2 separate regions of the Mus musculus genome follow, and region 2 is linked to region 1. Evidence: chromatin loops called from intact Hi-C (ENCODE). Cell type or tissue: left cerebral cortex. All regions are shown on one strand. Each heading gives the region's core, and the rest is flanking DNA. Links, peaks and the distances in the headings are about the cores only. Region 1 has its middle 46 kb from the start of Rtl3. Region 2 holds the start of P2ry10b (purinergic receptor P2Y, G-protein coupled 10B).

Evidence for each region. A loop is a pair of places that touch in the nucleus more often than their neighbours do. Peaks named below come from ENCODE experiments on the same cell type or tissue, not always from the same donor. Only the 100,000 strongest peaks of a DNase experiment are listed, where the experiment ranks them.
Region 2: a loop joins it to region 1, with 5 times the contacts of the local background. A loop is called at or near these places in 25 of 42 quality-filtered maps.

The regions. Positions count from the first base shown.
Region 1 is chrX:106,793,184-106,795,994 of GRCm38, forward strand. No RefSeq gene overlaps it. Among named protein-coding and RNA genes, the nearest start is that of Rtl3, 46 kb to the right of the region's middle. In left cerebral cortex, for the core only: a CTCF peak has its summit at 1,673 (motif pointing right); DNase peaks (open chromatin) are centred at 1,704 and 1,901.
Region 2 is chrX:107,148,682-107,151,492 of GRCm38, forward strand. P2ry10b (purinergic receptor P2Y, G-protein coupled 10B) reads left to right here and starts at 246. Exons shown (of 2, transcript NM_001122596.1): 1 at 246-466. In left cerebral cortex, for the core only: no CTCF peak of the experiment used is centred there; DNase peaks (open chromatin) are centred at 1,492 and 2,204.

The sequences.
Region 1 (2,811 bases), core at 230-2,729:
GTTCATATTGTTGTTCTGCTATGGGGTGCAAACCCTTTCAGCTCCTTGGGTACTTTCTCTAGCTCCGTCATTGGAGACCCTGTGCTCTGTCCAATGGATGACTGTGAGCGTCCACTTCTGTATTTGACAGACACTGGAAAAGACTCTCAGGAGACAGCTATATCAGGCTCCTGTTAGCAAAATGTTGTTGGCATCTTCAATAGTATCTGAGTTTGGTGGTTGTTTATGGGATGGGTCCTCAGGTGGGACAGTCTCTGGACGGTCATTCCTTCAGTATCTGCTCCAAACTTTTTCTTTGTAACTCCTTCCATGGCATAAGGTATATCTTAAAATATATTGTTGCATGTGGGACCGGAGAGGTGGCTTAGTGTTAAGAGCACCAGCTGCTCTTTCAGAAGACCTGGGTTCAGTTCCAGATACCAACAGAGCATCTCACAAGTGTCTGTAACTCTAGTCCCAGAGAATATGACCCCCTTCTTGGACACCAGGTACATACGTGTTGCAGATACACATACATGCAGGCAAAACACTCACACATATAAAATAAAAATAAAAATGAATTGCTGTTGTGGGAAGCTCAGACTATTTAAATTGAATTGGGGTGTGAAGTGTGTTGATATTTCTTCATGGTTAATTATGATAACACTACCTATTAAGTGTCTGAGGGTCTGTTCTATTTCTTCAGAAAACATTAAGCAACAAGGCTCTTATGGGACACAACTTGGTGTGGTGTCAGTTTTGCCATTTGGTAATATTGATATAACTCTTGGGCTTATCACTCGGAACTAACTCCATTCATGAGGTTTTTGTTTACAAGTCTTAGAACGATGAGCTATATTTCTAATCTACGTCTATGTTCTGTTTTATGGTTATGTATCTAGTCTTCAGCATTTGTTTTATAAGTCCCTTTGAGTATCTCTATTCTTATAATTGTCATACAATTTTCATTTTTCTCAAGCTCACAAAAGGCCTTTTGTTGGCCCCTTTGGATTGAAATTGTAAGTGTTCTAGTTTTCCTTAATACTTTGTTGTGTGTCTTCAGGCAAGGCACTCAAATCTCCCCTGGCCTTCGTGTCCCTGTATTAAAAGGATAACAATATCAGCCTCGTGGTGTTTATATGGAGATCAGATTTTTTCATGAACTCTGCACAGGTGGGATGCACGAATCCTGGGGGAAGTGAAGAAAGCCACTCTGTACAACTATTCATTCCTGAGCACACATGTAGCAGCTGCTAGATTATTCTCCTACAGGATTTCATAATAGAAAATTTGACAGCAAAGCATCCTTCTGTTGAGTGAATCCTGCAAATCTGTCTTCCAAATTTCAACACTTCCATTTTACCAAGATGGTATGTGAGGGAAAGTCGTGTTCCTCAGGTTCTTGCAGTTTTACCCGTGTGTGTGTGTGTGTGTGTGTGTGTGTGTGTGTGTGAGAGAGAGAGAGAGAGAGAGAGAGACAGAGACAGAGACAGAGACAGAGACAGAGACAGAGAGACAGAGAGACAGAGAGAGATAGAGAGACAGATAGAGTCAGAGACAGAGACAGAGAGACAGAGCTTGAAGGTCAAACAGCATATGATTCAGGTTTCCCTAGGTAGGGTTCACAGGTCAGTTTGAAGAACCACGCTAACTGATTCAGATGCTCCTAGATTCGTGTGTTTCTACCATGTACCACTAGATGGTGCTATTATAATGTGAATTAAATTAAATGCTGGTTAAAAAGAAAAGCATTTGGTCTTTTTGTCTCCCTTAAGAAAGGAAAGGAAGAAAGTGTTAAATTTTTTTCTAATTCAACCACAAGGCTCAGCTGCTTCTGTCCATTGGTTGGTTGCAAATACCTGCATCTGACTCTTTCAGCTGCTTTTTGGGTCTTTCATGATAGTCACAATAGGTCCTTTTTTGTGAATGTTCCATAGCCTTAGTAATAGTGTCAGGCCTTGGGACCCCTGTTGTTGAATTAGGGAAGGCTGAAAGAAGTTGAGAAGAAGGGCAATCCTGTAGGAGGACCAGAAGTCTCAATTAATCTGGACCCCTGAGATCTCTCAAACACTGAACCACCAAACAGACAGCATACATCAGCTGATATGAGGCTCCCAACACACATACAGTAGAGGACTGCTGGATCTGTGTTCATTCAGAGATGATGCACCTAACCCTCAAGAGACTGGAGGCCCCAGAGAGTTTAGAGGTCAGGTGGGGTGGGTGTGGGTGGGGGCATCCACGTGGAGACGGGGTGGGGTGGGGAGGAGGTGTGGAATGTGGAGCAGTTGGAGGGTGGATGGAGGGGTGGAAAATGGAATATGGAGTGTAAAAAATAAATAAATTTAAAAATAAATAAAAGCATTCTTGCATTAAAAAATTACAATTTTTTTCTAGAACATCTCTTCTGAGCCTTCATTTCCAGCACAGAACACTGTTTCTTGAACAGACCTTTACCAAAAGTCGTTTAGGGTGACATTTTGCAAACATGAAAGCAAAACAAGAGCTCTTCAAATAGTTCATCATTTATTTCTTTTCCATTAATTAAATCCACCATTTAAAAATAATGCTACCCCTTGTGTTTTGAAACCTTGTACTCTGGAACTTCATATAGTTTCTTTTGGAATTAGGATACTTGAGGCTTACGTTCTTAATTTTTATTTATTGAGAGGACAGACACAAATTCTTTTGTGACTAAGCTGAGACCTGCAAATGTTCTTCCAAGAAAAATATGTATGTGAAAATTTCATGGGATTCCAATATACCCTGAAGCTCTGACATGGATTATATGAGAGAAACTGTGATCATGCACTACACAATGATCCTTTTGTT
Region 2 (2,811 bases), core at 8-2,507, 360 kb after region 1:
TAAGATTTGTCCTAACTCCCAAAGAAGTTTTTATTATTACCATTGCTTAATTCCTAAAACAGACAATATGGCAAAATGTAGCTAATTTGGAAATATTGACCTCATATAGCCAGCCTGAAAATCATATGTGACTCAGACATATGCCTGCATGCTCATAGAAAGGGGGGGAAAAAAGGAAGAAGAAAGATGATGATAGAATAAGTTGGGCGTGTGCATAGCAGGAAGCTCAGTGCATTCTTGACACATTCTCTTTCGAAGTACCATAGCAAAGGCACATGACCGTTTATGTCTTTAGATGGAAACATTAGCCATTGTAGTCATGGGATGTAATGATATCTAGAAGCACAGTATCTTTTATAAGTTTAGGAAACTGTGGTGTAGTTAGCTAGATAGTAGCCTTCTGAGTCCTGGGAATGGATTTCTCTAAGAAGTAGATGCCGGAAGATTGCAGCAGAAAGAAGCCATGGTAAGGAATTAAATATGATGGGAAAAAATGGGGAATCAATATAAAATTGATACTTACTGCTTTCTGTAAAAACGCAATTAGGATTTTATAAACATAAGAATTGATTTTTCAATGGTAAATAAAATTCTAACAGTTAAACTGGCTTTTTGCATAGCCCACAATTTAAATGTTCAGAATAGACTGAGACAACGACTGTAATACGTGGCAAATTAAAGTCAGATACTCTGTTCCTGATTGAAGAAGTGTACAAATCATGGAAACTCTGAATTTATCAAAGCCAAAATTTGAATTTACTTTGCCCACAATATCCTCTGAGGCAAAGGCTTTCCCAAACAACTGAGTGATGCTGACAGACAGTTCTACCTCCCATTAGAGGTAAACGATTTTGTTTTTTTTTCCTGTTTTGCTGAATAAACTACGTTACTTCCTCTTCTAGCTGTAAAAGCCTGCAGTTCACTACAGGATATCTGGGTAGAAAGGGTAAGGTTCTTGGCTTTCTCTTCATACATTCAAAAATAGAACTAAAAAGCCTCTGTGAATTGAAAACGACAGTGTGATTTTCTGCTGCTTCCACTGAAAACTTAATTCTGAGTCTGCTAATATCTTACCTTTGGGGGGATATATTGTTATGAAGAATGGAGACTTCAGTGAGGTAATATCTATTTATAAGTTTAAGTGGTTAAAATGTTCGCTGAAACTGCTGCATGCTTTCTGAGAGGAAATGTGGCTGTCTAGATAGAAAGCTCCTTTCTCTACAATTTAGCATGCCACTGACAAAAACCAGGGGTTCAGACTTGTAGTAAACATTGCTTCTAACAATTCTGTGTTAAAATTGAGATTGTGGTTCATTAAATGCATTTTTGTTAGTGTGAGCCAACGGGAGAAAATAAACTTACAATTTTAAACCCATGGTTTGTGTCAACCAAATTAAAGCAGCATTCAAGTAGTAAATGCATCTAAGTGCCTTAATCTTTTCATAAGATGAGACTTGACATGTTTTCTCAGATTGGGACATTTTCCATGCATGCATTTTCCGGTGGGATGTGATGGCTTCAAATAGCACAAAAGGATTTTCATCAAGCCCTAGAACTTAGCACAGCTGTCGAGTCTCAATGGGGCTGATTCTCAGCTTACGATGAACATTTCTTTGGATGTATTTTTAATTTGAGAACATGGGAAGCATTTTCAGAAGGCGTTCCAAACATTTTGCTGTCTTTTTTAGAAGGAATTCCTTCTGTGGTTTTAAAAAAACGTGTTCTTTTTAAAGTCTGCTAATTTCACATGTGGAATTTGATCCTTCTATATGTAAAATTATCCACGTGTGTAAAATTACATGATTTTATGTGAGATTGTAAGCCTTAGTAAAATATGTTTAATGTATTTATTAGGAAAATATAAATAAAACCTATTTACATCAACATTTTCCTTCTCCTGAGATGAGGAAATCAGTGTATTTTGTACATATTTAATTTTCCCCAGAGTGAAGTGTTGAAGATAGTAAATAGCACCTTTAAAAAATTGTCCAAATGGAGTTTTTTTCTGTAAAAATTTAGGATAAATGCTTTATTGTACTACTGTTTTTTTCCAGTAACAAAATGAAACTAACAGCTGTAGACTACATGAGCGTGACTCACAGAATGGCACTATGTGTATATTATGGTTGCCAAGCGGCACCATACTGTCTGCTATTGAGAAAGCTTTGCCTAATCTCCCTGACCACAAGTATGGGTGGGGCTTTTTTCCTATAGCAAAGTTGTTCCAAAGTGACTGATACTGGGGCCAGTATATGAAATCCAGGCAGGCTAAGAAGCTGCAAAGCTCTGGGAACCTCAAGAAGGGCTGAAATCAGCAGCATTCCCTGGACAGACCCTCTTTAGAAACAGTTTTGGTGGGGTTGTGACAAAAGATGTCCTCAGAAAACTTAAAGTTCTGGGTGGAGTTTTCGCCACCAGACAGTTTCCCCTTCCCCCACTCCACCCAGGAAGTTTAATGAGAAGAAAGATCAGTTGTTCAAGTGGCTTTTGAGACTAGATGAGGGAAGAAGGAAATTAATCATCCGTGTGTCCCTAGCAGCAGACTTTTAACACAAAGTTGGAGCTTAGTAGGGACTAGATGTTTGCTGAATTGTAGAACCCTAGGGGAAGGGAGAGGTTTCTGTTGGCTGACTCTGTGCTGATGTCTTACTTTCTGCAGCTGTGAATGTGTGTGTCCTAGAAGGCTGAGAAAGAAATTATTCACTAGAGCATGAGACATTTTCCACTTGGTCAAACTTATTGCTCAAGATTGGAAAAATAATACTTGCCTGAAGTTTCTAGTGGTATAAAATTATAATATACCACTAGAGT